2 separate regions of the Homo sapiens genome follow, and region 1 is linked to region 2. The links are chromatin loops, found by intact Hi-C in ENCODE. Cell type or tissue: Calu3. All regions are shown on one strand. Links, peaks and the distances in the headings refer to the core of each region. The heading gives the core; the rest is flanking DNA. Region 1 has its middle 35 kb from the start of LINC00525. Region 2 has its middle 14 kb from the start of LINC01447.

Region 1 (15,769 bases), core at 6,065-8,564, 120 kb after region 2:
TGAATGAAGCCAGATCCAAAAGACCATGTTTAATATGATTCAATTTATATTAAGTGTCCAGAATAAGAAAATTCATAATGACAGAAAGTAGGTTAATTTGTCATTGCCAGGAGGTGGGGGTAGGTGATGAATTGGGTGCAGGATTACTGCTAATGGGTACAGGGTTTCTTCTAGGGTGATGAAAATGTTCTGGAATTAAATCATGATGATGGTTTATAAACACGCTTTAAAAAGCCACTGAATTGTACACTTTACAATGGTAAATTTTATTACACGTGAATTTTCTCAATTTTAAAAATAAGTGCCTGAAACCCAGGGAGCACCTGGTAAGTGACGACTATTGTGACTATTAAATCCTGTCACCAGCCGCAATTTACACATGACGAACCATCTCTGAGGGAAAAGGTGCCTCACCTAGGGGCACAGGGCTGGATTGCACTGCTTCCAAAACCCACCAGTTAACCAAGATACCTTACATCTCTTCAGGATTCGTCTCTTCAAATCCTGCCAGTGACTTCCAACCCAGAGGGAGAAGGAGAAGGTAATATGCTGAGCAAAGAAATGTGTCTGATGAGAGTATGGTTTCTGTTTATTATATAGACAAGTATGACAGCATTTACATTTGCACATCTTCCTCTGTGATTAAGCATTACATGTTGTCTTCATGTAGCATTGTTGACCAACCTCCATTCAGAATGAAGTTTAGAGAACACATGCGGCTTCTTGAATCTGAGAAAGTGTTACTATGATTGTATTCCAAAGCTCCTACGAGCTTAGCATCGCCCTCAACCTTTGGAGTTGGAGAGAATGTGGAAGTTCTGGGTACACTGTTAAGTACTCCATAATGGCGAATTCCAGCAGTCATAGTGATCACCGAAAGGTCCTAATAGTAAGGCGTAGAAGTGGTGAGAGATTGGAGCCCTTGTGTTGGGGGGCAGGGAACATGAAATAGTGTGTCCACTGTGGAAAACAGTATGGAAGCTTCTCAAAATATGAAAACTAGAATTACCATATGATCTTGTGAGTCCATGCTGGATATACATGCAAAAGAATTGAAATCAGGGACTCAAGCAGATACTTGCATACCTGTGTTCATGGCAGCATTATCCACAGTAGCCAAAGGAGAAACAGCCCAAATGTCCTCCAGCAGATGAATAGATAAGCAAAATGTAGTATATGCATACAATGGAGTGTTATTCACCTTTGAAAAGAAAGGGAATTCTGTCACATGCTATGACACGGATGAACTTTGAGGACATTCTGCTACAGGAAATAGGAAATAGCCAGGCACAAAAGGACAGATACTGCATGATATTTAAGGAACCCAGAATAGGGACCTAGAATAGCTAAATTCATGTGACAGATGTAGAGTGGTCAAATTCATAGAGACAGAAAGTAGCGTGGTGGCTGCCAGGGGCTAGAGGGACGCAGAATGGAGAGTTTGTGTCGAATGGGGACAGACTTTCAATTTTGCACAACGAAAACATTCTGGAGATGAAGCGTGGTGATGATTGCACAATAACGTGAATGTGTTTAGATATCACTGAACTGTATTGTACGCTTACAATGGTTAAAATGGTAAATTTTATGTTAAGTGTATTTTACCACATTTTTTTTTTAAGAAAGAGAAGGTGCAGAAGTTGTACCAGCTCACCTTTCTGTCAGTGAGCCTCTTAGATCAGACAGGCCAAAACTTCTGGAGACGTTCAGGCCACTGGGGTCCCCTTTCCCCAGCTGCCAAGCTGTTTTCTGATTTTCATAGCTGCCCTCAAGGCCTCCTGGCCGATCCTTGAACTTGCTGCGAACTTTATGGAGATTGGTGATTGCCCTGCTTCCTGGTGGCTGGGCTGCTATAAATAATAATAATGCTGATAATGAAAAGAATTGCTCAGGGTGCAGCAGGAGGCTCGCCAGGCTCCCAGACTCACGGGGGGAATGGGGAATGTCATGTCCAGGGGCTGCTTTATGTACTTGGTGTTAATAAATCATAATAATTAGATACTGGTCCAAGTCATTTGAAATTCATTTCTTTCATTCATGCAGCATTGCAGGAAGATGAAGATGCTGGCTGATTGACCTCATTCTTCACGTGCACTCAGGGCTCAGGGCCAGCGCAGGGCTGGGGAAGCTGCTTTCTTCCCACGCCTCCAGGGCCCAGCCTGGCCGTCTCACAACCTGGCCTCCTTCTTGTCTGTGAGCTCACACTCTCTTTCTTCCCCCGCATGCAGATGGTGATGATGGCCAGGACACTGGCCACCTGCCTGCAGCATGCCCAGGGCCTGGGCTTTGAGGCTTGTCTTCCCATCCTGAGTGCTCCACATGCTTTATCTCACTGGACCCTCACAACATGCCTTTGGCAGGTGAGGAGGCTGAGGCTGAAGCTTGGCCTTGAATGTTGGCATGAGTCCTCACCAGCGTGTGTATTTGTCAGGTTAGACTGGGCTCTGCCGTGGTAACGAAACATCTACTAAATCTCAGTGGTTTCACATTGTCCTTGTTTATTTCTCACATATGCAAAATCTTCTGTGGGCCCGTGACTTCACAGGGCAGCTGTCCCTTGTACAGAAATCGAGCCCTGCAGGCTGCTCCTGTCTCCAAGCTTGGCCAGCTCCAGAGAAAGCGACCTTCACCTTCATGGTGGGGGAACGTCCATGGAGGTCTGTCACCCGCATGTTTACACTTCTGCCCAGAAGTGACACACGCACTTCCTCTCATGCCTTTTATCCAGAGCAGCCACAAGCCAATCCCCCTGCGAGGGTCTTGGGGTGTGGAGATCCTGGGCCTCCGTGAGCAGAACTGGAGGTGAGTGAGCTCCAGTGAGGTCTGCAGCTGTGTCTCCTCATCTCAGTGCTGTTGACCTTTGGAGCTGGAGAAATCTTTGCTACGGAGCCTGTCCTGGGAATCGTAGGATGTTTAGCAGCATCCTTGGCCTCTACCCACCAGATGCCAGTGGCACCATCCACTTATGACACCAAAAATGTCTTCCACATTGCCAAATGTCCCTTTGTGGGCAAAACGGCCTTTAGTTGAGAACCCTCGGGGCCTGCACCATGCTGTGTCTATGGATAAGGTGCCCAACGCTCTGAATCTCTTTACTAATTTCGAGTTAATGCTGCCCACTCTACAGAGATGATGTGAGGATGAAATGTCTCTGACTCGTGTGAAAGTGTGCAGCACTGAATCCCAACTCAGTAGGGCCAGGGCCCTGTTTTTGCTTCCCACTGTATTCCCAGTGACTGGCATGGAGGAGGCTCTCAGTGTTGATTGAGATGATGAATGAATGAATGCTCAGTCCTGGCATAGGACAGTGCTGAGTAAGTGGCAGTTCCACCCCCACCCCATGACCTATTTACACACAGATATGGGTTTTTGGGCCTTCATGGAGGCAGGAAGCAAGGGGCAGAACAGGATGGCCCTGTTGCGCTTCTCTACCTGGCCGACAGGTGTCCCCCCGAGCCCCTTCTCACGGGGTACTGCTTCCAGAAAGGCTGTGATGGGGCTGCTTGCTCCCCAACTCTCCTTTTCCCTGGCCACTGGTCAGAGTCTCCTGGGAAGGTCTCGGCCGCAAGTTGGCCAGCCCGAGGGGGTCTTCGTCTGTAGGGAGTCTGTGCTTCTGCGGGGGAAGAACCTCCTGGGGAGCACATCTGGTGCTTTGACTCTGATGTCAGATCAGACAAGTCCAGTGCTCAGCAACCCCAGACTTCGCTGACAGAGGCTGTCACATTCCTTACACACCTGGGACACTTTCTCTCCCTGTTGAGACTAGCGCTTTTTCTCTTTCTCTGGACTTGGTTCCCCAAACCTGTGCTTCCCCAGCCCCTCCAGTTACCTCCAGCTCTTGGTGAATCACTCTGTGCCCCTGATACCCTTCACCCAGGCTGTGGGCCAGTCTCCATGAGCAGCGTCTGTCCTCACGTTGGCCTGTCCCCCTCTGGAGGCCTGTGTGCTGGGCTCCTCCGGCCATGCTGTCCTCACTCTCCTTTGGCTCCACACAGTTCTGCCGAGGGGCTTCAGCTCGGCTCTGAGTACCTCCTCTTGGCCTAAGACCTGCTCACTATCTTCTGGACTTTCTACCTGGGACAGGGAAAAAGGGTGCTGTGCCCTCTTCCCGTGGTTGTGGTGTGGTGGGAAGAGGAGACGCTGAGGAGCCAGACACATCTGGGAACCATCCCAGTTCAGTCTTTTCACAGCCTCGGTTTCCTCAGTTTCAAAGCGTTAATAAGGTTGACCCTCATGTCTCGGTTACCTCAGGCTGCTGTAATAAAATAGCACAGACTGGGTGGCTTAAACAACAGACATTTCTCTCTCACAGCCCTAAAGGCTGGAAATCAAAGATCAAGATGTTGTCAGGCTGGAATCCCCTGAAGCCTCTCTCCTGGGCTTCCAGATGACGGTCCTCCCCCTGCGTCCCCACATGGTCCTCCCTCTGTGTGTCTCTGTCCTAATCTCCTCTTCTTATAAGGACACAGGTCATATTGGATGAGGGCCTACTCTAATCATCCCATTTTACTTTAATTACTTCTTTGAAACCCTATCTCCAAATACAGCCACATCTGAGGGCCCAGGAGGTTGGACTTCAGTGTATGAGTTTTGGAGGGACACAGTTCAGCCCATAGCACCTGGCAGTTGGACCTGAAGATGACCCCAAAGGATTGAATGAGTTGATGTGGTTACCTCCTGTTATGCTTCAAACCCATCCTGTGGCCGCCATCCAGCCCATGGGGTTCTGCCTCCAAACCATCATCTTCTACTCCGTTACTGCTCTCCTATTCAATGGCTGGAGACACAGAAGCCAAGACCTCCTAACTCCACATTTAATTTTTAATTTCCCCCACTTTTTACTTATTCTGTGCTGGGAACACAGAAGTTGCGCATAGATGGAAATGAGTACTGGGTGACATTTCAGGGGGATTACACATGGCCGTCTACCTTCTTAGCCCAATGGCTGGTTTGCATTTGCCCCAAGGGGTGGACTTGACTTCTGCTACTTCTGTGGTCACCTCTGTGCCCTCCCAGGTACAAGATGGAAGTCCTGATTTCAAGTCACTCCATTATTCTCCATGACATGGGTCTCATGCACCATGGGTTCTGGTTGGAGCCATAAGCGAGTATGAATGGCACTGTCTGTGTGACCCTGGAGATGGCCTCATGCAGGGGTCCCCAGCCCCTGGGCTGCGGGCTGGTACCGGTCCATGGCCTGTTAAGAACTGGGCCGCACAGCAGGGGGTGAACTGCAGGCGAACAAGCATGACCGCCAGAGCTCCGCCTCCCATCAGATCAGCGGCACCATTAGATTCTCATAGGAGTTCCAACCCTATTGTGAACTGCACATATGAGGGATCTAGGTTGCATGCTCCTTCTTTTTTTTTTTTTTTTTTTTTTGAGACGGAGTCTTGCTCTGTCACCCAGGCTGGAGTGTGCAGTGGCGCTATCTTGGCTCACTGCAAACTCTGCCTCCCGGGTTCATGCCATTCTCCTGCCTCAGCCTCCCAAGTAGCTGGGACTACAGGAACCCGCCACCACTCCTGGCTAATTTTTTGTATTTTTAGTAGAGACGGGGTTTCACCGTGTAAGCCAGGATGGTCTCGATCTCCCGACCTCGTGATCCGCCCGCCTCGGCCTCCCAAAGTGCTGGGATTACAGGCGTGAGCCACCACGCCTGGCCTACATGCTCCTTCTAAGAATCTAACTAATGCCTGATAATCTGAGGTGAAACTGTTTCATCCTGAAATCATCTCCCCTGCCGCCACTGCCAGTCTATGGAAGAATTATCTTCCAGGAAACTGGTTCCAGGTGCCAAAATGGTTGGGAACCGCTGGCATACTGGGTGTGAAAGCTGTGTGGAAATTGCCATACCCCTAGAGGAGTGAGACTTTGTCATCCTTCGGCCATTCGTTCATGCTTTCCTGAGTCCACCCCTCCGGTGTCTACTGGAGTCTCCCACTGGCCATGCATGAGGAGGATACAGGGCAAGTCTGACGCTGACACTGTTCTCAAGGGCTCTGTCATCCTGGGGCGATTGTCTGAGGCCTCCTGCAATTCCTACAAGGCAAGGCCTAAAGGGCCACTGGCAGGATGTGGGGACGCCCCTGTGCCAGCTCAGAGCAGCAGCGTTGGGGAAGGTGTGTGCCCGGTGTGCGGCCTTCGAGTTGGCCCCTGAGGTGTGGCGTGACGTTGCTCTGGGAGTCAGGAGCAGGGAAAGGGCCTGAAGCAGGTGGAACAGCCTGGGAGGGTGCAGGGCCAGGTATGGTTAGAAATGGTCTGCCTCCCTCGACAAAGAGCTACATACATCCAAGCTGCAAACAGTCCCCTAAACCCTGTGCAGCTGGCAAAGCCCATGTGTTTAAAAAGCCTGCAAGTCCCCGACCCCAGGGTGGCCCCAGCAGGATGTTGAGGAAGGCTATTCAAGGCATTTGGAGATGAAGTCATCAGGATTCTTTCAATACTGCTTAGATTTCATGTAACCTGAAACTTTTACACAAGCCAGTCTCTGCCTATGAATGAAAGAATACTGTTCCCCCACCTCCAACCAAACCCTTCCCTTTCCCCCTTTCTTTGATCTGGTGACAGACAAAAGAGACACGTTTGCCTATGGAAGCCATGGGATTTAGGTTCCAGGCCTACCCAGTGCTCACTCTGAAATTCCCAGAAATAAGGTTAAATGGCTGAGCCTGGCTGCAAAGCTGAAATGTGCAAGGACCAATGAGGGAAATGTAAGAAGGGCGGGGTAGGTTGCCAAGTTGGGATGATGAGGGCAGACAATGGGTGGTCCTGGTGCTATACAAGCTCTGGGGAAATATCTGAGCAACTCTGAATCTGACATGTTCCACACTGATGGACTCTGAGATTTAGACAGCAGTAAAGGAGTGGCCAGGAGCTGGCCAGGCCAGGTGGGGGTGGCTATTCCATCAGGGAGTGGGGACCTTGTGGTCTTGAGTGATGCTGAAGGGCATGGGGCCTGGGCTCCTCAGAAAGAAACAAGCCTGCCCCATGCTGCTGGCAGGCCCTCCTGCCCATTTCTGGGGTTATCTGCAAACTACCTTCAGGGAGTTTAGCAGGAACCAAAACAATGAACTCTTGAGAACAAGGTTGCCCTTAAAGGAATCCACACCCTGAAAAGCCACTGAGGCCTGATACCTCAATTTCCTGGTGAAGGATGTTTTTATCTGGTTGGCTGGGCACTCAGCTCATGGTGTGTTTGTTCAGTAAGTCATTCTGCCTAGCCCCCACGTGTCAGGGGTTTCCCCCTGGCCTGCGGAGCTGGGAAGGGCAGGCTCTCCATCCTGCGATCTGTCCATTTCTGTCAACTCAACCTCTCCTAGATGATTAATCTGCTCCCAACCAGCAAAACAGAATACTGTATGTAGAATACTGTACTCAGGATACAGCCAGAAACACCTTTGATCTGATTCTCATCAAATGTTCTGCTATGAACACAAAGTTTACACTCATGGAGGATTGCATGAAAGTCTCTTTCTTCTAAGAAGACTACATTTCAAACTTGGATTAAACAAAATTGGGAAGCGTATATTTTAAACACAGTGTTTGGCTCCTTGTAGAACATTTACCTTTACTGAATTATACATGGGGATTAGGCCAACGGTCAGCATGGAGAGATGTGAGAGTCAATTAAAAAAAAGAAGAGTTGAAACATAGATAGTGTTGCCCAGCAGTTGAGAGAATAGGCTTTGGTGCCAGTAAAACACTGGTGTCCTATGGCACATTACTTAAGGTGTCTGTGCCTCAGTTTCTTCACCTGCAAAGTGAAGCTGTCGCTCTACCTACTTTATAGGCTGGCTGGGATGATTGAGTGAGAGGAAGAAGGTCAATGCCATGCCCCATAGAGCAGGTGCCCTTCCGTGCATGTTGCTGGAGAGGTCAGAGACCAAAGGAAGGTAGGCATGGCAGCAGGCATGATCAAGTGGAGGCTGGTTCTTCTCAGCCAGACTGGCTGGCACCAAAACTGTTTCCCAGTTCTGTTTTTGGTTTTTATGTATTTATTAATTTTTTCACTCTGCTGCTCCACTATAAAGCCAACACAGAGTTTCCAACCAATGGCTTCTTCCTTCAACAATTTAACATCCAGCCAGGTGCATCTGTAGCGAGCCAGTTGGAGGCATTCTGGCTGGAGGGTGCAGGGCTAAACTGATTACTCTGCATGTTGCTGTTCTGGTTTGTAAAGAAGCAATGTTCCTCATTAGTGTGTGTTAGCCTGTAGAGAGCAGAAGTTGAATTAGGAATTGCTGATTGAAAACCTGATTTTTGAACTCTCCATAACCTGGTAAATGTTTAAATGTCCTATTAGGAGGAAATTAAAGCTCTGCTGGACTAGTTATAGATTAACAATAGGAAATCTTATTATAAAAGTATAAAGAGATTTCACATTTCCTCAATATTCAGAACAATATCAACCTAGCAATAGCAACTTGTTATTTGACATTAAGCACAGAAACCAGATTATTACCATAGTAATGAACTTGTTTTTCTGTTCTTCTTGCAATGAATGACACTGATTTCTGCATATGGTTGACTACACTTTGTCACAAGGGTCATAAGAGAGTTGGCTCTTCTTGCTTTTTTTTTTTTTTTTGTCTGTGCCCACTGGCATCTCCAGGTCATTGGCTTCTCCATCTCCCTGTCTGAGATATATATGAGGCAAGGGGAAGATGCCCCAAAGAACTCACCATTGAGCCATTCAGTGGGGGCCCAAAGTCTCTATACAGTCTGCCTTCTTTCTACCTTCAGAGTCTTCTTACTGTGCTTAATACCCAGTGCCCAGGCTTTTTAGTTATGCTTAGGGAAAAGTGAGTTTATTCCATCTTTCCACAAGATGGAGTGCCCTGTTGTTTCTTTTCTTTCTTTCTTTTTATTTTTGAGATGGAGTCTTGCTCTGTTGCTCAGGCTGGAGTGCAATGGTGCAATCTCAGCTCACTGCAACTTCCATCTCCTGGATTCAAGCAATTCTCCTGCCTCAGCCTCCCAGGTAGCTGGGTTTACAAGTGCCCGCTACCATGTCCGGCTAATTTTTGTATTTTTAGTAGAGACAGGGTTTCACCATTTTGGCCAGTCTGGTCTCGAACTCCTGACCTAGTGATCTGCCTGCCTTGGCCTCCCAAAGTGCTGGGATTACAGGTGTGAACCACCATGCCCTGCCAGCTTTTTTTTTAAAAAAAACAGGTTAAAAAATCGTGCTGAACAGCCCTGAAGTAATCATGTATGTTGATGCAGTACTTTGCATCAATTATACTACATATATTCTCTCTCTCATTCCAATTATTTTTCTCATTCTTTCACTCTCTCCTTTGTTTTTAAACCTTCTCTCACTGTCTTTCTCACAAAAATATGAACACACTTATATAAGCTTACACACACAAATCTTAACCTATAATTAACACAAGTGAACAAATTAAAATTAAATGCTAGAGGAGTGAAGAATCAGTAAAGAGAATTATGAAGTTATAAAACAAAATTAAATATCTAGATACATTAAGAATTTTTAGGTCAACATCTTCTCTGCAAATGTTAAAGTCAACAAAGAGATCCAATTCCTTTGCTGAGGAATAAAAGCTTTTTAAACACATTTTAAAAAGGAGTTGTTTATGATTAGAAGATCCAGATGTGCTCATATTTAAAAAGATATTTTTAAACTAAAACTGACCGCCCAATTGAAAGACTCATACTTTTTTGTTTAATGTGGTTATAGTTTAGACGAGAATCAGACTAGTTATAATCCAGAAATACTTTAGTTCTGAAAGTTAGGGATCGATATAAAGTTTTATGGATGAAATTTTTGAATTTTGAGAGAGTAGGCTGCATACAACTTCATGCTGTTTTCAAATTTTAACTCCAGATTGAAAAATTTTTATTGTATTTTTAGCAATTTCATCAAAGGGCTGATGGCTTTCAAGTTTAAACTCTAGCTTAAGGATTGAATTTTAATAAACAGAAAAGGTCTCTGGTCACAAGCGCACTCTTTGAAGGTTATCACACATTGTATATAAATGTACCTGTATGAGCGTCATCACTCAGATTAAAATGCCAAGGTCAGCAGCACCCCGGAAGCCATTCTCTCCTTCTCAAAGGTGGCCACTATCTGACTTCCAGTGACACAAATGGATTTGCTTGTCTCTGAACTTTTATAATGGGGATTATCCACTGAGTATGCCTTTGATAAGGCCTCTCGTTTGAGAGATTGAGGGTCGGCTTCGCGTTTGAGAGATTTCTCCTTGCTGTTGTGTGTAGTATTAGTTCACTCACTTTTATTCTGCATAGTGTTTTGTTGTGTGAGTATCCTGCTTCAGCTATCCTGTTATCCATGGACAGTTGTGGGCTGTTTCCTCCTCGTTCCCTGGTTTTGGTTTACAGCAAATGATGCCTCTGTAAGCATTCCTATATGTCTATTTATGTCTATGTGCTCGCATTGACGTTGGGCTTTTCCTAGGAAGGAAGTTTCTAGGGAGCAGGTTTGTGTAATGTTCATATTTAGTAGTTGCTTTCCAAGGGTTTTCTGAAGTGGTTGTGCCCATTTTCATCAGCAGCGTACGTGAGTGCCCATGGCTCCCTTCCTTTCCAACGGTTGGTGTTGCCCCAGCCTCCACTGCCACTGCATCTCACAAGAGCTCCAGGGTAAGGAGTTTCTCTTTTTGTCAGTTAGAATGTTAACGATCCCCCTTCAGTAAACTAGAGGACTTCTGCACCCTCACTTTCCCCTTGACTTTTGTCATTTATTCTATTAAGATATAATTCACACACCATACACGCCACCATTATCAATGTCTACAATCTTCATAAGGTTGTGGAACCATAACCATAATCCAGTTCTGGAATACACATCTACTGAGAGCCATGTTTTCAAGGTTCAGGCGTGTGTTGTTGCATGCATCAGTTGCATGTATCATTCATTATTATAGCTGAATAATACTCCATTGTCTGGCTGGAATGCATTTTGTTTTCCATTCATCAGTTGATGGGCATTTGGGTTGATTCTGCTTTTTGCCAATTTGGAATCATGCTGCTATAAATATTAGTGTACAGGTTTTTGGGTAGACATGTGTTTTCAGTTCTCTTGGGTATGTCCCTTGGAGTAGAATTGCTGGGTCATGTGGGAATTCTATGTTTAACTTTTTGAGGGACCACCAGATTGTTTTCCACAGCAGCTACTCCATTTTGCATTCCCACCAGCAGTGTATGAGGCTTTTAAATTCTCCACGTCCTTACCAACACTTGTTATTGTCCTTTTTAAAATTGTATTTTAGCCATCCTAGTGGGTGCACACTCATTTTTGCAACCAAATTTCTCTTGGCAGATTCTCATAAACTCAGAGTCAAGGTTGATTTCTTTCTCTTTATTTTCCTATAGGAAGGAGATTTAGCACACCTCTTTTAAAAACAGAAATACTCACAGTTAAAAGCCTTGATTTGTTACTAGCAAGACTATCATAATTACACCAACTTTAACGCTTATTCTTTAATAGTTGTAGAGATCATAAAAAAGAACTTCTTCTGTTCCCCTGAAATTGATAGCTGGTCCCCAAATCTTCAGACAAAGAAGATATCAAGTACAGCTTATTCTAAAGAGAATTGCAAGATGAGAGGCAGATACTTGCTCCAGGTTTTATGAAGAGGCCGGCAGACCCTGATCACCAAAAAGTAGGGTACCCCTCCTCCCACCCCACCCCACACACCCCCAATACCACATGGACATGTCCACCCAAGTTCTCCCACTTCAGTGGGCCAGGTGTCCCAGCTCCCACTTTGTGGTTTCATCACGATCAGTGAAATCAGACAATTCCTCGACGTTTTGCTCATATTTTCATTTTGATACCTTGGGTATCTATTCCGTTTCCCTTGTTTTGTAGTCTCCCATGATCTCCCATGACTCATAACTCACAGACATTTCTCCCAATTTCCTCCGAGAAGGTTTCCCATCATATTAATGCACATTTCGACCGCTTGGTGTTTTTTTTTGCCGAGGAGCTCTGGTGCCTCCTGGCTCAGAGCTAGACTGAGGTCCCAGCTGAAGGCATTTTCAGGAATTTCCATAAATCAGGCGTGGCTTCCTGCCCAAAGGCAAGGCAGCTTGGAGGGGGTTTCACAAAGAGAAGTTTCCACATGGGGAGGAGTGGTCTTCCCAGCTGTCTCTGGTTCTAGGGGAGCACCCTCCAGGAGCAGGAATTCCTCCTGCTCTCAGTCCCCGGGTCTCCAAGTCTCCACTGCAGGTGGGAGTCAGAACCCAGGAAACACATGACAACCAGGCTGTGCGCATTGGTTGCTGAAGCGCTCATCACACTTCTTGAGGTGCTCCATCCTTCCTTGAGGAGGCACACTGCCATGGGTTGAATGGTGTTCCCCAAAAGATATGCTGACATTTGAAAACAAACTTATGGGTAATAAAGGTTAGAGCCTTATATGTATACAAGGTGTACTAACCACACAGTTTAATATGTAGCAAAAATGTACACTCGATATTTTTGAACTGGTTATTTTTTTTTTTTTTTTTTGCTGTATTCCAACTGACCAGGACAATGTTAAGAATACATCTTAAATGGGTGCTCACTGATAAAGGAATGGTTAATAATGAAGCCATACATTTATGTCTGGATTTAAACATTTTAAGGACTCATTTACCAAGTCCTTGTCTGTTGCCTTGAAGAACATAAACTGCTGTTTCCAGTATTCACATCAGCAGGATCTTATTCATAATACAAAACGTCTTATTGCATTGAAATGTACTGTAACATGGGAAAATTTAAGCCTTTTGTATGTTTTCTTTCATTGTGAAATAAAATTTAATTCTGAAAGAAAAAAATACGTTGAAATCCCAACTCCCCCCTAACTGTGAATGTAACCTTGTTTGGAAATAGGACCTTCACAGGTGTGATCAAGTTAAGATGAGGTCACTTGGGTGCACCCTGATTCAATAAGACTGGTGTCCTTATAAGAAGAGGGAAAGCTGGACACAGACGCAGAGGGCAGAGGCCACGGGAAGACGGAGGCAGCGCTTGGAGTGATGCGCATGAGCCAAGGAGAACCGGGAGCCTCAGAAACTCGAAGAGTCAGGAGGAACCCTCCCCTGGAGCCTTCAAAGACAACACAGCCCTGCTGACCCTTGATTCAGATCTCTGGCTTCCAGAACTGGAACTGTGAGGGAGTAGAGTTAGGCGGTTTAAGCTACCTGGTTTGTGGAACTGTGCAATGGCAGCTCTGGGAGAGTAGGACAGATGTTGAGCGCACCGACTCCCAGACCTCCCTGGCCAGATGACTGGGCTTGCCTGGTCTGCACCTCAGCCTCCTGGCTCTTCCCCTGCCTGGAACCCTGTATATGGTCTCATCATGGCTGGCCTAGCTCATCATGCTTCTGCTGTGAGACCCCTCATTAGATTAGTTGGATAATGGCTGGGTGTGATGGCTCATGCCTGCAATCCCAGCACTTTGCGTGGCTGAGGCAGGAAGATCACTTGAAGTCAGGAGTTCAAGACCAGCCTGGCCAACATGGTGAAACCCTATCTCTACTAAAAATGCAAAAATTAACCAGATGTGGTGGTGGATGCCTGTAATCCCAGCTACTCGGGAGGCTGATGAGGCAAGAGAATCACTTGAACCCCGGAGGCAGAGGTTGCAGTGAGCTAAGACTGTGCTACTGTACTCCAGTGTGGGCGACAAGAGCGAGGCTGTTGAAGTCTGCCTGGCTTCATCTCCTCTCAGGAACTTGCATGGGGTGTTCATTTTGTTCTGGTTTTGCTTTTCAAGCTGGATCTTCCAGGTGGAAGAAACTTCAGAGGTCATCTCCAGCCTTGACATTTCCTAGTTTTTATTTGAGAAATCAGGAAAGAGAGGCTCAAAGAGAGAAACAAGGCAGATCTGTCTTCTCAAAGCCCTCTTCATCACCTGGATCTAAATTCCTCACCTTCTCTATGAGTTAAATAGAGAGGCGCCATAACCATGCAATATGCAAAATGCATGTGCCTATTGGATGGTCATTGCATTGAACTCTTTGGCATCCTTGAGAGAGGCACAGTTGTTAGCCCAGGTTGCAGATGAGGAAACAATCTCAGTGGGGTTACGTGCCTCCTCCATGTCTCACAGCGAATCCTGGATGGGGCAGGATTTGCACACAGGACTGTCACTGTTGACTGCACAGCAAACATGTGCAAACCTCTCCCTGCAGCGTGCTTCTGTCTAATGCCTCTCAAGTCGTCTCTCCTAAAGCAATTTTGGTTGGCCAGTGGGGTGCTCTGAGGCCACAGCCCTTGGTGCCATTCTTGGGGGATCCATCCCTTACTTCTAGCCTGGATCCTGGAGTCTCACCCTGAAATTTTGTTCTGATCCTTGTATGTGGTGTCAAAACTCTGTAGAGGTCACTTCCACAAACACCCTGACACCTAATATCCATGCAGACTGATTAATTAACTGAAGTTTTTGTAGAGGGGCTAGTTGGGCAAGGTGACCTTAAGTTTTCACCCCATTTTGAGATGCAGATTCTGTGAATTAGAAGTCTGTGAGAAAACAAACAAAATCAGTCAGGGTGCAGTGGTTCATGCCTGTAATCCCAGCACGCTGGGAGGTGGAGGTGGGTGGGTCACCTGAGGTCAGGAGTTTGAGACCAGCCTGGTCAATATGATGAAACCCTGTCTCTACTGAAAGTACAAAAACTAGTGGGGCATGGTGGCGGGCGCCTGTAATAGCAGCTACTCAGGAGGCTGAGGCAGAAGAATCGCTTGAACCTCGGAGGCAGAGGTTGCAGTGAGCCGAGATGGTGCCACTGCACCCCAGCCTGGGCAACAGAGTGAGACTCCATCTCAAAAACAACAATAATAACAAACCAAAAAACAAAATCAGAAGGAAGCACAGAAATCTAGAGTGGGTAAGGAAGGCTGGGCAGCTTTTTACGCCTCCTCAGGTGTTCGTCAACTGAAAAGAATCTAGCAAGCCACAGAACAGACTTCCTGCCCTCCTCTGCAGCCTGGAAGGTAGGTGGGAAGGTATTTCTCATAGGGAAAGCAGACACCAGGCATTTGAGCCTTAGAGCTAGGTTGGAAGGTTGTGCAGACGAGCCCTGTCATTCCCAAAGTGCCAGTCAACTCCATGAGGGGCTGCTCCTCTGAGTTCTTCCTGCAATGCGGTTCTTTCATTGCTCTTTCCTTCACCCTACCTCCAATTTTTATTCTTTTTGTTTTGTTTTCTTTTTGAGGTGGAATTTCGCTCTTTTTGCCCAAGCTAGAGTGCAATGGTGTGATCTTGGCCCGCTGCAACCTCTGCCTCCTGGGTTCAAGTGATTCTCCTGCCTCAGCCTCCCAAGTAGCTGAGATTACAGGCGCATGCCACCACGCCCAGCTAATTTTTTGTATTTTTAGTAGAAACAGGGTTTCACCATGTTAGCCAGGCTGGTCTCAAACTCCTGATCTCAGGTTATCCACCCGCCTCAGCCTCCGAAAGTGCTGGGATTACAGGCTTGAGCCACTGCACCCGGCCAAATTTTTATTCTTAAAAAGCTAACTGCATAACATCACCCATGCTGGAGAATGTGAATATGTAATGAGTCCAGTGCAGAGAACGCTGGGTTCCTGTTTCCATCTACTCCAAGGCAGCCACATCCCTCCTCGTGCTACCACGGTATTCAGTGGGCAACAGGTATTGCTGCACGTGCACGGTTTACTGCCAACACCAAATCTCACTGTAAATTCAGACTAAAAAAATACGAGGAACTCTCCACTGGTTTTTTGTTCTGAATCAATATAACGGTGTAAAATAGTTACCAGGGTACCCGGCAT
Region 2 (15,769 bases), core at 4,394-6,893:
TTATAATACACATGTTTAACTCATGCATTCTTAACCTTATAAAACTTGTTTTTTTCTCTCATGCCTAGAAACCCTCAAACTCCAAACCGTCAGGCAACCGGAGCCTCAAACGATGGCTCCCCTTTGCTAGGAACCCTTAGATAGACCTCTGGGAGGAGTCTGACTGCCGTTTTCCCCAAAACAACGCCCCTGTCAACAGGAAACAGCTAAGACCGGTCATCGTCCATATTCTAGTGGCAGTTAGATGTACCTCTTTAAAGGGGGGATATGATAAGGGAGTGCTGGGAAGGGAAGAGCGTGGTCCCTTTAAATGATACAGAAGCAGAGAGGGGAAGAGCTGGGTAGAAGAAGGCGGGTTCCTGGCTAGGGCTTCACCCCCAAGGACCTAGGTGAGGACAGGCACTTCTGCTTTCACGTCCAAATGTTGCAATTTCCAAGACCACCCTGGCCCACCACCACCTGGCCCCATCCTGGGCCTATAAAAACTGAGACCTTAACAAGGCAGAGACACACAAGCGACTGGACATTGTGAGGAACACATAGGTGGAAGAAGACACAAGCGGCTGATCGTCGAGAGCACGCAGGCAGAAGAGCACATTGACAGGCACCGGCATGCCCGCAGGCCATCAACTGGTGTAATGACATGGAGTTTGGCTGGGGCAGTCTGAGGAGAGCCTGGGCTGCCGAGCTGCCCAACTCCAGGGGAAAACAATTTCCCTCTGGCTCCCCTGTCTGCTGAGAGCTACTTCCACTCAATAAAACCTTGCACTCATTCTGCAAGCCCATGTGTGATCTGATTCTTCTAGTACACCAAGGCAAGAAACCCAGGGATACAGAAAGCCCTCTGTCCTTGAGACAAGGTAGACGGTCTAATTGAGCTGACTAACACAAGCTGCCTATGGATGGCAAACTAAAAGATCACCCTGTAACACACGCCCACTGGGGCTTCAGAAGTTGTAAACATTCACCCCTAGACACTGCCATGGCATCAGAGCCCCACAACCTGCCTGTCTGTATGCTCCCCTAGAGGTGTGAGCAGGGGGGCACCAAAGAAGTGAGCCACATCCCCATCACATGCCCTGTGAAGAGGACAAGGGAACTTTTCCCGTTTCAACTGCATTACAGCAACATAATGAGATACTGTCTCTTTAAAAAAGTCTGAAAACCACTAATCTACGGTTCTATTGGCGTGATTCACAGCTGAGAAAACTGGGGCTGCAGGACAGGGTGCTGAGCCAAGACGGGCACTGAGTTCTTTCTCCGGGTCAGAGCAAGCTCCTTCCTCCTCCACCAGTGTCTTTTCTCCTGACTTGTTTTCTGACCATTCACCCTGGGTTCAGCTTGGAGCAGGGCCTGTGTATTTACTGCTGAGGCCACATTAACTCTTAGCAATGATTAAATTTTGACATCTCAAAACCACACTTCCGAATGTCCCCTTCAGAGGGATGCAATGATAACTCCTGCAGACCTTCAGCAAAGGGATATTACTTTTGTGCCCCCTTGGTCCCAGTGTAAAAGTGTTGACTGAAATTAAAAAGGGGAAGTGGTTGTAATTCACCAGGGCCTTTCCTCTTAAGTGGGTCTTGACTTTAATTTCCACCCTCAAGGTGAAGGGCAGAAGGTTTCTCTGCAATTTCACATTAGTTTAACAAATGGTTTAATGAGCACTAAAATCAGTGCTACCCTATGTTGCCCAACCCCAGGAAGAGTGATTCACATTGAATAGAATGTGGATGCTGCCTGTCCCTGGGATGGTGGGGTTCACAGCTTTGCCTAAGAAATCTGTTCAGTGTGTACATTAACACAATGCACGGGGGGAAGGTGATTCACACCAATTCATGGGGGAAGGTGATTCACACCAATGCATTGGGGAAGACATCAACCAGGGGAGGAGACGGCCACATAAGGAAAGAAGCATATTGTGATATGGAAGGTAAAACAGAGGTGCAGGGTGGCCTGGAGGAGGAAATGACTGACACTGAGAGGGGTTTAGGGATGTCCTCATGGAGATGGTGACATCTGAGCTGCATTTTGAGACCTCTGCCGAAATCAGTCATGTCACACTGTGTGATTCAGAGCCACCTGTGTGATTCAGAAGCAGCTGGTGAAAAACACCGTGAAGCTTCCCACTATGGAGAGACCCTCTGACGACAAACTCAGGCCCAACTGATGGCAGATCCTGCTCAGCACACATTTGACAAAGCAAAGTTCACCTTGTTAGAAGTTGACACCCCCCACCTGCTCCTGTGCAGAGGTCCTGCATTCTTACACCCTGGCCAGAAGAGGTGTCAGAGTGGGGCATGGACTCTGTAAGCTGCAAAAGAAGCTGCCTGGGAGGAGTCAGGCTGGAGGTCAGCTTCTACTTTAAATTCTCTATGGGACACTGGTAAAACTACAGCCAGGATTCAATTCCAAGAAGGTTATCAGAGAGACAATCCAAGGTTTAGGTGCAAAGATGTTCAGGGCAGCATTGTTTATAATTATGAGAAATATAACAATCAGAAAACATTTCCTGAGGACACTATGGTCAGGGAGCAGTTTCTGTGTTTTAAAGGAATAGCCTGCTGTGGTTTTGAATAGTTGTGTCCCCTCTAAAACTCATGTTGAAACGTAATCCCCAATGCAACAGTGTTAAGAGGTGTGGCCTAATTAGGAGGTGATTGAGTCATGAAGGCTCTGACAACCTGATGGGATTAGATGCCCTTAGGAAAAGCCCTGGTGGAGGGAGTAAGTTCCCTGGTTGGCCCCTTTGGTTCCTCCCACCTTGTAAGGACACCATGTTCCTCCCCTTGGTCGTATGCAGCAATAAGACACCATTTTGGAAGAGCAGACCAGGCTGTCCCCAGGCACTGAACCTGCTGCGACCTTAATCTTGGACTTTTCAGCCTCTAGAACTGTTGATAAAATACATTTCTGCTCTTTATAAATTATTCAGTCTCTGGTTTCTTGTTATAGCAGCACAAACAGTCAAAGACATAGCCTATTGAGACAGGAATTATAATTGTTCCCATTTCCCAGGCAGCAAAACAGGAACTCTAAGAGGGCAGGTTTGAACTCAACCTGCATGGGATTGGCAAGGTGAAAATGATGGCTTCAGGCCGGGAGCAGTGGCTCACGCCTGTAATCACAACAATTTGGGAGGCCAAGGTGGGCGGATCACCTGAGGTTAGGAATTCGAGACTAGCCTGGCCAACATGGTGAAACCCCTTCTCTACTAAAAAAAAAAAAAAAAAAAAATACAAAGATTAGCCGGGCATGGTAGTGCACACCTGTAGTCCCAGCTACTCAGGAGGCTGAGACAGGAGAATCTCTTGAACCCTGGAGGGGGAGGTTGCAGTGAGCAGAGATCGTGCCACTGCACTCCAGCTTGGGCGACAGAGCGATAATCTGTCTCAGGAAAAAATAAATAAAATAAAATGATGGCTTCAAAAAATTTTCTTAGAAGATTTTGCTCAAACAATCTAAAGTTATGCAGAAAAGACATGCTTACATAGATAAAAACATGCTTAGAAGGAACCTTGGGCAGTGGGCATGGTGGCTCACACCTGTAATCCCAGCATTTTGGGAGGCCGAGGCAGGCAGATCACAAGGTCAGGAGATTGAGACCATCCTGGCCAACATGGTGAAACCCCATCTCTACTAAAAATACAAAAATTAGCCAGGCGTGGTGGTGTGCACCTGCGGGAGGCTGAGGCAGGAGAATCACTTGAACCCAGGAGGCAGAGGTTGCAGTGAGCCAGTGAGAGGTGAAGCCAGCTGGATTTCCTGGGTTGAGTGGGGACTTGGACAACTTTTCTGTCCAGCTAAAGTATTGTAAACACACCAATCAGCCCTCAGTGTCTAGCTAAAGGATTGTAAACACACCAATCGGCACTCTGTAAAAATGCACCAATCAGCGCTCTGTGTCTAGCTAAAGGATTGTACACGCACCAATCACAGCTCTGTAAAATGGACTAACCAGTGCTCTGTAAAATGGACCCATCAGTGCTCCGTAAAATGGACCAATCAGCAGGACGTGGGTGGGGCCAAATAAGGGAATAAAAGCTGGCCACCAGAGCCAGCAGCAGCAACCTGCTCAGGTCCCCTTCCAGGCTGTAGAAGCTTTGTTCTTTTGCTCTTCACAATAAATCTTGCTGCTGTTCATTCTTTGGGTCCACACTACCTTTATGAGCTGTAACACTCACCATGAGGGTCTGTGGCTTCATTCCTGAAGTCAGTGAGACCACGAACCCACCAAGAGGAACAAACAACTCTGGACACGCCACCGTTAAGAGTTGTAACACTCACTGCGAAGGTCCGTGGCTTCACTTCTGAGGTCAGTGAGACCACGAACCCACCAGAAGGAAGAAACTCCGGACACATCTGAACATCTGAAGGAACAAACTTCGGACACATCTTTAAGAGCTGTAACACTCACTGCAAGGGTCTGCAGCTTCATTCTTGAAGTCATAGAGACCAAGAACCCACCAGAAAGAATAAATTCTGGACACATGGAGATCGTGCCATTGCACTCCAGCCTGGAGGCAGAGGGAGACTCTGTCTCGAAAAAAAAAAAAAGGAACCTTGCAAGAAGTAAACATGTTAATGGTGACAACCAGGATTGTCCCTTGGGGGTAGGATTACTGGCAATTGTTAAGGCACCTTAGACTTTTCCTTCATTTTCTAGTTTCCCACTGTGGGGTTACATTACTTTCATGATGTGAAAAACCCATGCTACTTGCCAATGACTTAAATTATATATTCGACTGGGCACAGTGGCTCACACCTCTAATCCCAACACTTTGGGAGGCTGTGGTGGGCAGATAGTTTGAGCCCAGGAGTTCAAGACCAACCTGGGCAATACAGTGAGACCCCATCTCTACAAAAAATGTAGAAACATCATCCACAAAATATGTAGAGACATCCTCATGCCGGTAGCCCAAGCTACTCAGGAAGCTGGGACAAGAGGTTCACTTGAGCCTGGGAGGCAGAGGTTACTGTGAGCCAAGATCGCACCACTGCTCTCCAGCCTGAGTGATAGAGCAAGACTCTGTCTCCAATAAATGAGTGAATGATATGTTCTTGCAGTATTGGACCTGTTGGCATCTAAATATCTCACCTCAAAGATTATAGAAGTGCTGTTCTGGATGTTGCTATCCCTGTGAAACCTTCTCCAACCCCCGCCCTCCCTCCTTGGCTTAATTGCGGATACTGTTTCCAAGTAAAGCAAATTTCATTTCTCCAAATTAAAGTGACATGAAGCAGGTTTTTCACCCTGGTCAGCCCTTGCCACATAGTTGGGATGCCAGAATTCTTTCAAATAGCATGGAAAGTCCCAAAGACCAAACTAGAGTTCAACCTCTAAGTAAATAACTTCTCTTGCCAACATTCCTTTCTGGGGTGAGCCTTCCAATTTTTTTCATGCAAGTCAGTCTGTAAACTCTGCACAGCCAGCCTGGTGAGGCCCTACAGTAAACAGCGCACCTCCACTCCATATACGTGATTAAGGAGCTGGGGTCCAGACCTCAAAGTGTCCTCAACATGCGTTCAGGAAGAGCCATTTGTTACCTATGGTAGACTGCTGAAGCTGATGGTGACTTACTTAGAAAGTAATGAAACAGGACAGGCGCAGTGGCTCACGCCTGTAATCCCAGCACTTTGGGAGGCCAAGGCAGGTGGATCTCCTGAGTTCAGGAGTTCGAGGCCAACCTGACCAACATGGTGAAACCCCGTCTTTACTAAAAATACAAAAATTAGCCAGGCATGGTGGCAGGCACCTGTAATCCCAGCTACTCGGGAGGGTGAGACATGAGAATAGCTTGAACCTGGGAGGCGAAGGTTGATTGCGCCATTGCACTCCAGCCTGGGCAACACAGCAAGACTCTGTCTCAAAAAAAATAAAAAATAAAAACAAAAGTAATGAAACAGGCCAGGTGCAGTGGCTCAGGCCTATAATCCCGGCAGTTTGGGAGACCGAGGCAGGTGGATCACGAGGTCAGGAGATTGAGACCATCCTGGCCAACATGACTTTTTTTTGAGACAAAGAAAGAGAGAGAGAGAGAGAGGGAGGCAGGGAGGGAGGGAGGGAGAAAGAAAGAAATGAAAGAAAAGAAAGAGAAAGAAAGAGAAAGTAATGAAATAGCAGAGGCAAAGTGATGTCTCCAGCAATGGGGTTCTCATTCCCTTTCCTACTGATGCCTGTACTACTCTGGTTAAAAAGAGTAAACTCACTCACAACCCTGGGCCCTCCATCCTGTGTGCTGCAATGGAGTGAAAGTTTGGAAATTCCAACTAAGAAATTAAACATTGAGCAAAGAGTCTGCTTTCTCCAGTATTGGGTATAAAGTCAAATGGCATTAGGGCTGAGGGCCTCGTATGGCATCTTTGCCTGGGTGGACTGGCTGGTGCAGTGAGTTCAGGGTACAGAAGGCACTGAGGAGCCAATGCAATCTGGGGTCTGGGGTCAGTAGGACAGGGCTTGTCAAAAGTACGAACATTAAGAGGGTTCTGTGGCAGGGGTGGGGTAAGGGAAGACTCCGAAGGCTGGAGCAGAAGCATTGGCAGCAGCGCCGTGACTGGGCCAGTCAGCTTTATTCTCTGCTGGCTGTTGGTACTCTGGCTGAATATGAACAAGCCTGGGACACTGGTGCTGACTGGTCACAGTTGCGATGGTCAGACAGTCAATACCTGCGGGTAAAGCCTGTCTCTGATTAAGATGGAGACTGCTAGGCTAGGATTCCTCCCCAGGCTCCTCTTGTCTGTCATCTGCTTATGAACTTTCTAAATTTGGCCCGGCACAGTGGCTCACGCCTGTAATCCCAGCACTTTGGGAGGCCAAGGCGGGTGGATCATGAAGTCAGGAGTTCGAGACCAGCCTGGCCAACATGGCGAAACCTCGTCTCTGCTAAAAATACAAAAATTAGCCAGCTGTGGTGGCAGGCGCCCGTAATCCCGGCTACTCCAGAGGCTGAGGCAGGAGAACTGCTTGAGCCTGGGAGGTGGAGGTTGCAGTGAGCAGAGATTGCGCCACTGCACTCCAGCCTTGGTGACAGACCAAACTCTATCTCAAAAACAAACAAACAAAAAAAATTTCTACATTTATAAATGGTGTTTTAAAAAGAAAAAGAAACCTGGAACATTGCTATGGGCTGAGTTGCGCCTCCTAAAATCCCAAGGTTGATGTCCCAACCACAGTGCCTTAGTGTGTGACTGAATGTGAGATAGGATCTTTAAAGAGGTAATTAAGGCCAGGCTTGGTGGCTCACGCCTGTAATCCCAGCATTTTGGGAGGCTGAGGCAGGCAGATCATGAGGTCAGGAGATTGAGACCAGCCTGACCAACATGGTGAAACCCCGTGTCTACTAAAATACAAAAAATTAGCCAGGCGTGGTGGGGTGTGCCTGTAGTCCCAGCTACTCCGGAGGCTGAGGCAGGGGAATTGCTTGAACCCGGGAGGTGGAGGTTGCAGTGAGCTGAGATTGCTCCACTGCACTCCAGCCTGGCGACAGAGTGAGACTCTGTCTCAAAAAATAAATAAATAAATAAAAATAAGGAGGTAATTAAAGTTTAATGAGGTCATTAGGGTGGGCCCTAATGTAATATGACTGGTGTCTTTAAAACAAGAGGACATTAGGACACAGATACACACAGAGGGACAACACCTGGGGAAGGTGGCATCTACAAGCCCAGGAGACAGGCCCCAGAAGAAACCAACTCGGCCCATACCTGGATCTCAGACTTTCAGCTTCCAAAACTGAGAATAAACTTATACTGTTCAAGCTTCCCTGTCTGCAGTATTTCCTTTTTTTTTTTTTTTTTTTGAGACAGAGTCTCACTGTGTCGCCCAGGCTGGAGTGCAGTAGTGCAGTCTTGACTCACTGCAACCTCCACCTCCCGGGTTCAAGCAATTCTCCTGTCTCAGCCTCCTGAGTGGCTGGGACTGTAGGTGCTCACCACCACACCTGGCTAATTTTTGTATTTTTAGTAGAGATAGGGTTTCACCATATGGGTCAGACTGGTCTCAAACTCCTGACCTCAGGTGATCCACCCACCTCGCCTCTCAAAGTGCTGGGATTACAAGCCTGAGCCGCCACATCCTGCCTGTAGTATTTTCTTACTGCAACTTAGCAAGCTACAATATGAAGCAAAAATACAGACATGAAGCATGAAGTATACATTTGCTTTAATTATCTATGTATGCTCTATGCCACATCTGCCATGTACTACTTTAAAGCCATGTACAGGCCTGTACAGGGACACTCAGCACAGTGTCACATATGTAGATCTAAGCACCTGAGTCATTTTCAAGGACACTTGCTTTTGGGGTCCCAGAGCCTAGGACAGTCATTTGAATCTGCTGTACACACGTTCTCAAAAACACCCACCCCAAGTGGTGTGTTTACTGATCATGCCATCTCAGAGTGAATGTCACCGCCAACCTAACCAGAGATACACAGCGAGTGCCCTCCAGGAAGGTCCTTAACCTTTCCAGCATCCTTAGATGATCTGTTCTTGCTCCATCAAACAAGTGAGCAGAGGAATGTGGCCCTCAGAACAATTGCATCCAGGGAGCGAAGACTGAATCTGGTCTCAGGCAGGGTAAAGATTTGTCTCCGCCTCACTCTCCCTGAGTGGTCAGAAAGCGGCCCTGTGATGGTGAGCAGTCTAAAGGTGGAGGTGCGTGCAAGTGCCCGGTGTGAGCAGGTCAGCCCCGCGCTGGTCAGCTCTTCACTGACTCCCTCCACTGCAGATCTGGAAGTGTGGGTGCTGTACTCAGACAGGAATGTCATCAAGCCGAAGAGCACCTTCTACTGGAGTTCAGGTAAGGTTTTTGCTCCAGACATTTTTCATCTGTAGAATGTTAATATCTAGACATTAAACATTCATATAATCATAAGAGTTTTCCAGGCCCCCTATATATGCAAATGGTAAATAACTTAATTATAGTCAGAAAATCGATAGGTGAAAGTAAAAAGTTCCATTTATAATGTTACTGAGATTAGTAACATTCAGAAATTGAAAATCTGCTTTTAGATTTTTTCCCAACAAATTTTATCTATGAAGTAAAATAGGTTCCTCGGCTCCCTTCTCTTGAAGGCAGAGTAAATGAATATTTATAAGTCACTTTTCACATCCTTACAGGGCACTTCACAACCCTTGTTTTATTAGGGACAAAGCACTCTGTAGTGAGAAATAATCAGTGTTGCGATGTTGGTCATCCTTATGTGCCTATTATCTTTTTTTTCTTTTTTTTTTTTTTGAGACAGAGTCTCACTCTGTAACACCCAGGCTGGAGTGCAGTGGCACGATCTTGGCTCTTGTCTGTCCACTGGTTAAAGCGATACTCCTGCCTCAGCCTCCCGAGTAGCTGAGATTACAGGCGCCCGCCACCATGCCTGGCTAACTTTTGTGTTTTTTGTTTCTTAGTAGAGACAGGGTTTCACCGTGTTGGCCAGGCTGGTCTCGAACTCCTGACCTCAAATGACCCACCTCTGCCTCCCAAAGTGCTGGGATTCCAGGCGTGAGCCACCGCACCAGGACCCCCTTATGTGCCCATTATCTACGAGGCTCAGTATAGGATTTATCTCACCAAAATCTGACCCTAACCCTACATGGTTCCCAGAGAAGTGATTGCTAATTATTATTAACACATGGAACAACTATAATAGTTATTATTATTTTGAACACAGTCTTGCTCTGTCACCCAGACTGGAGTGCAGTGGTGCAATCTTGGCTAACTGCAACCTCCATCTCCCGGATTCAAGTGATTCTCCTGCCTCAGCCTCCTCAGTAGCTGGGATTACAGGCACGCACCACCAAGCCTGGCTAATTTTTCTATTTTTAGTAGAGATGGGGTCTCACCATGTTGGCCAGGCTGGTCTCGAACTCCTGGCCTCAAATGATCCACCCACCTCAGCCTCCCAAAGTGTTAGGATTATAGGTATGAGCTGCGGTGCTCAGCCACATTGAACAATTATAGCATGGCAGGTGCTTATGTGAATCAGCTGCTCAAGTCTTCATAACCAACCCATGGAGAAGGAAGGGCCTCTCACTGTGACCCCACATTGTCAATGGAGAAACAAACGCCGAGACCAAGAACCTCACCGGGCGTGCTGGCTGGCGTCTATAGTCCCAACTACTCAGGAGGCTGAGGCAGGGGAATCGCTTGAACCCAGGAGGCGTAGGTTGCAGTTAGCTGAGATTGCGCCACTGCACTCCAGCCTGGCAACAAGGCAAGACTCTGTCTCAAAAAAAAAAAAGGCCCTGGAGTGGACAGTGGCAGAACTGGGGTATGATGCTGGAGATTGACGCTGAGCGACAAGTCACCACATCCCCCACCTACCTTCCCTCCACACATTTCCTAACTTGCCCCACGTCAAAGAGTTATCAGTAACTATACCACAGTTGTTTTGATGATTGCAAAGAGCAAGAATGGGAATAAATCCCTTCTTGATGTCTCAGCCCTCATGTGGATTTGGCGGAGGCCAAGAGCTGGCTTCATCAGCTTCTGTTTATGAGCAGAGCTTCCAAGGCCTGTCTGTGCAGAGAGAGCTTGAATACATCCCAGGAAAGACCACGAGTGAGGCGCTCATTCAGCAGAAGGGTTTTACAGAATGGCTTGGAATATGTGAAGGCCCACGGAGCTGGAGCGGAGGGAGCCAGGCATCAGTTGCCCTGTCTGAACCTTCAAGAAGGCTGAGGGCTCTGCCTTCCTTGTTCATCTAACTCTGCAAGTTTTGGGGACAGGGAAAAAGTGTTACTATTTCCACAGCTGATCCAGTTCTTACAAAGCCTCGAGCTTGGAAAGAAAGAGAGGGAGAAAACCTTCAGCCCTATCACTGATTTCAGAGTGCAGAGCAGGCTGCCAGGGGCTCTCCAGGCAAAGGCAGCGGCAGTGGCCTCCCTATTGCCCTGCTGGGAGCAGGCTCATCCCTCACCATCCCTCCTCTTCTCATTTCTACCCCCAGGAGCTCAGTTAGTTGCTGCTGGCTCGTTTCTATTTACACAACTGGAAAAGTAATGTGTGGTCTCTCCCAAACAGTTGGGCGATCTGTGTAATTATGCAACAGTAGAAAACAGCAGCTCTGTTTGGAAAGCAGGGTTATGATCTCCTAGCTGGGGATTGTTTATGGAGATGAATCTCATGGCAGGCTCAATTTCCTTAAGCAGCTCCTCTCCCTGCCAGGTCAGGTCCTTCCCTGGTCACAGACTGCACTGTCTTCTGGAGTCTTGGCTGTCCTGGACATAAGCCATTTCTAGTGAGTGGTATGTACCACCTTCCATTCTGCAGTTCTAAGGAGGAATCTGGAAGCATTCACAGCTAATCGTCTCTATGGGTGCCCCCACTACCGTGCCCCTCTGCCCCGGGAACACACAGCTATTGCCATTTGCCTCACACCAGCCCTCTTCCAGTTCCAAAACGTTCAAAGTGATTGCTCGGCAAGAGAAAGGTTGCCTATCCTGCACGAGGCGCTGTGTTTCTCCAGCTCTATAATATACTGGTGGTTTACAATGTCACCATCAGGAACAATTCCCGGCAGAGGGTAATCGGCCAAAAGGACAAGTCAAATCAACACAGGCAAACAGCCAAGCCCAGGTGGCAGGGTCGGTCTGCAGAGGAGGCTGAGCATTTATATGGAGGCCTGAAGGTTTGTCCTTGAAAAGGCAAATTGTCTAGATATCAGGTTAGCATCTGGTGGGTGTGTTGAAGAATTACAAGCTGGTAGTTAAAGGGCAATTGCTTTTCCTTGAGACAAAAATGGCCTAAGTGGTTAGATGGAAAGGGCAAGGGAGATATTGGAATGGTGAGCCCATGAAAGACACAGACTTGGGTCCTGGAGACGGGCCCCACTCCTGTGAGCCAGGGCACTGGCCTGGGGGATCCCAAACCGGCAAGTCAGCCGCCGACAGCACTGTCTGCTCCTCAGCCCATCCTCAGGGCTCCATAGAAGCCTCTCTGTCACCGTGTCTCAGAGACTTTTTTTTTTTTTTTTTTAAGATGGAGTCTCACTCTGTCGCCCAGGCTGGAGTGCAGGGGCATGATCTCGGCTCACTGCAACCTCCGCCTCTTGGGTTCAAGCAATTCTCCAGCCTCAGCCTCCTGAATAGCGGGGATTACAGGCCTGCGCCACCATGCCCGGCTAATTTTTGTATTTTTAGTAAAGATGGGGTTTCACCATGTTGGCCAGGCTGGTCTCAAACTCCTGACCTCGTGATCCGCCCGCCTCAGCCTCCCAAAGTGCTGGGATTACAGGCGTGAGCCACTGCACCTAGCAAGGATTGTTTTTAATAATAATGGAGCCCAGGCGAGGTGGCTCACACCTGTAACCCCAGCACTTTGGGAGGAAAAGGCGGGTGGATCACCAGGTCAGGAGATCAAGACCATCCTGGCCAACATGGCGAAACCCCATCTCTACTAAAAATACAAAAATTACCCAGGCGTAGTGGTGTGCGCCTGTAGTCCCAGCTACTCAGGAGGCTGAGGCAGGAGAATCGCTTGAACCCGGGAGGCAGATGGTGCAGTGAGCCGAGATTGTGCCACTGCACTCCAGCCTGGCAAAGAGCGAGACTCCATCTCAAAATAATAATAATAATAATAATAATAATAATAATAAGAAGAAGAAGAAGAAGAAGAAGAAGAAGAAGAAGAAGGAGAAGAATGGGAAATGGGGCAAATGCAGAAATTACAGCAACTGCTCATATTCCTAGCACACAGAGATTAAAGAACAGGGAATATCTAGGTTTACTTCCTGTGACATTGGGTTTAATGTATATTTGATGCTTGAATCTTGCTCCTTCTTCTTTTTTTTTTTTTTTTGATACGGAGTCTCTCTCTGTTGCCCAGGCTGGAGTGCAGTGGCGCGATCTTGGCTCACTGCAAGCTCCGCCTCCTGGGTTCACGCCATTCTCCTGCCTCAACCTCCCGAGTAGCTGGGACTACAGGCGCCCACCACCATGCCCAGCTAATTTTTTTGTATTTTTAGAAGAGACAGGGTTTCACTGTGTTAGCCAGGATGGTCTCGATCTCCTGACCTCGTGACCTGCCCGCTTCAGCCTCCGAAAGTGCTGGGATTACAGGCATGAGCCACTGCGCCCGGCCACATTGCAGATTTTTTATTTCTAATTATTGTGGATAATACTGTGGTGAATAACTTGCTATCAAATGCATTTCTCACACACTCCCATTTTTTGGATTATATTTTAATATACTTTTTTTCTCACATGGAAGAGTACTAGGACAAACATTATGAAAACTCTGGAAAAACACTTTAAAGAGGTGGATTTTTTTTTTTTTTTCCTTAGGACAGCAGAGGTCGGACCTTTCCTCTTCCCCGCACCAACACCAGCTCCATGTGCATTTATTGTTGGATTTTAACACCCGTGTCCTCCCTCCCTCTCCCCAGTGTTCTTTCACAGCTTTGCCCACTGGCAAAGATGGATATCTTGTTGTATAAAATGGAAAAAAGCAGAAATTGTGAAGATTAGACCTACCTTCCTTCCTTCCTTCCTTCCTTCTTTTCCTTCCTCCCTTTCTCCCTCTCCCTCCTTCCCTCTTTCTTTCTTTTTGCAAAGATTAGGATTCTCTCTGGGTTTTCTAGAAAGCAAGTATCACTGAGCAATGGGCTCACACTAGTTACGCATAGAAGCCAATATTATAGCATCAGCTTTTGTGAAAAGAAAAAGCTTTATTGCAAGGTTGACTGGCAAGGAGACAGGAGGCAGTGCTGAAATCTGTCTCCCCAGGCTGGGATCTGGGGGCAGGTTTTATAGGCAGAGAACAACTATGAGGGAGATAGGAAACTGCAACAGGCGTGACTGGACTGGGTCATGCAAAGAGGTGGTGCTAGGTTCTTGGCTTTTAAGTTTGTACTGCAACAAAACAGGGCATCCTCGCTTCTTAACTTGGACCTCGTTCCTCGATGGACTGCATGTGGTTCTGCACGTGATTGTCTTTTTCATTCTGGTTGGCTCTGGCATCACCAATCAGGCATGCTTGGTTTATCTGGGCATGCTCAAGTTATGTGACTTACAACCCTCGTGTCCACTGCAAATGAAAAACAGCTCATCTTTTCGTTTCATTTTGTTACTGACAAAATGGAACCAGGCTGAACTGTTTCTGCAGTGAAGGATACATGCCCCACTCAGTCCCCGGCAGTGCTAGGCAAGGCGATAGAGGCAGCAGAGGGAGTGAGTACTGGCACTAACCTTCCACAGAAGGACAGAATTTTTTTTTTTTTTTTTGAGATGGAGTCTCACTGTGTCTGTCGCCAGGCTGGAGTACAGTGGCAAAATCTCGGCTCACTGCATCCTCTGCCTCCTGGGTTCAAGCAATTCTCCTGCCTCAGCCTCCCAAGTAGCTGGGATTACAGGTGCACACTACCACTCCCAGCTAATTTTTGTATTTTTAGTAGAGATGGGGTTTCACCATGTTGGCAGGATGGTCTTGATCTCTTGACCTCATGATCCACCTGCCTCGGCCTCCCAAAGTGCTGGGATTACAGGCATGAGCCACCGCACCTGGCCAGGACAGAATTTTAACTGGTAGCTTTTCCGAAGATCTGGCTCAGTAAAGACTAGTAGGAGTAACTGCTCCTAGTAGTGACTAGTTGGGGAAAATCTTGGTGGATATCTGCTTGTGTGCAACCCCTAACACAAAAATGTACCTGAGCCTGGTGTTAGCTGTTGCAGATGCTTGGGACAGCGGGAAAACAGAGCAATTTGGAGCCATCTGTAAAATGTCCATCTTCAGGAGTACACACAGTTGCACCAAAGAGCTGGGCCCCGAGCTTGTGGAACTGAAGGGCCTAGGAAAGAGCCCTGGCCTTTTCAGCAGACAAAGCAGAGGACAGAGGATATGCTGAGTAATCGAATGGCTGGCCCCAAGCAGCAGCAGTGCTTTCCAGGCAGGTGGGCTGGCCGTTGTGGGCAGGACAGAGCCCTCACACCTGGATGGCTCGTGCAGCAGGATGCCTGTTGTTCCTGGCACAGGCAGGTGTAGAACCTCTCCTTCCACAATGCCATGCTGTATGCCACCGCTCAGCATAAAACCAGCTTTCTCCTGTGCTGCCAAACCCCTGCCAGTCCTCCTCTGGCCAAGATCTCTGCCTTTGAGAAGCTCCGGGCCCTCAGTGGAGCTGAAGGCCCTCTTTGTGCTGCCCCAGACTTGGCCCGTGGCTCTATGACTGCACTCAAGGACCCTAGATGTCCATGCTGACCCCACCAGCCCAACCTCACCCCTAGGCCATGGGCAACCAGAAAGGCTGGCCCATTATCTCTATTCCCATCTTGCCAACACTGGTCTGATTATCAAACGAGGGAACACAGGAGAAAGGACACTTCGGCTGACCAGTGCAGTGCCCGTGCAGTAGAAAGGCATACTTCCTGATAGCACCAGCCTGGCCAGAGAGAAATCGAGTCTCCCCACTTCCTATTCGGGAACTCATGAATTCACCCTCTTACCTTAAATGACTTATAAGTGACTGAAATCAATTTAATGTTTAAAATAATTTCAATAGGCCAGGCACAGTGGCTCATGCCTGTAATCCCAGCACTTTGGGAGGCCGAGGTGGGTGGATCATGAGGTCAGGAGATCGAGACCATCCTGGCTAACATGGTGAAACCTCGTCTCTACTAAAAATACAAAAAATTGGCCGGGCCTGATGGCGGGCGGCTGTAGTCCCAGCTACTCGGGAGGCTGAGGTAGGAGAATGGCATGTACCCGGGAGGCAGAGCTTGCAGTGAGCTGAGATCGCGCCACTGCATTCTAGCCTGGGCAACAGAGTAAGACTCT

Evidence for each region. Hi-C counts contacts between places; a loop is a spot of excess contacts. Peaks named below come from ENCODE experiments on the same cell type or tissue, not always from the same donor. Only the 100,000 strongest peaks of a DNase experiment are listed, where the experiment ranks them.
Region 1: it touches region 2 in a loop (11-fold over the local background); 4 of 110 quality-filtered maps call a loop at or near these places.

The regions. Positions count from the first base shown.
Region 1 is chr7:47,718,377-47,734,145 of GRCh38, forward strand. No RefSeq gene overlaps it. Among named protein-coding and RNA genes, the nearest start is that of LINC00525, 35 kb to the right of the region's middle. RefSeq lists an enhancer at 5,611-6,542. In Calu3, for the core only: no CTCF peak of the experiment used is centred there; DNase peaks (open chromatin) are centred at 6,355 and 7,225.
Region 2 is chr7:47,599,770-47,615,538 of GRCh38, forward strand. No RefSeq gene overlaps it. Among named protein-coding and RNA genes, the nearest start is that of LINC01447, 14 kb to the right of the region's middle. RefSeq lists enhancers at 1,292-1,381, 14,451-14,997, 14,998-15,542 and a silencer at 11,099-11,340. In Calu3, for the core only: no CTCF peak of the experiment used is centred there; a DNase peak (open chromatin) is centred at 5,342.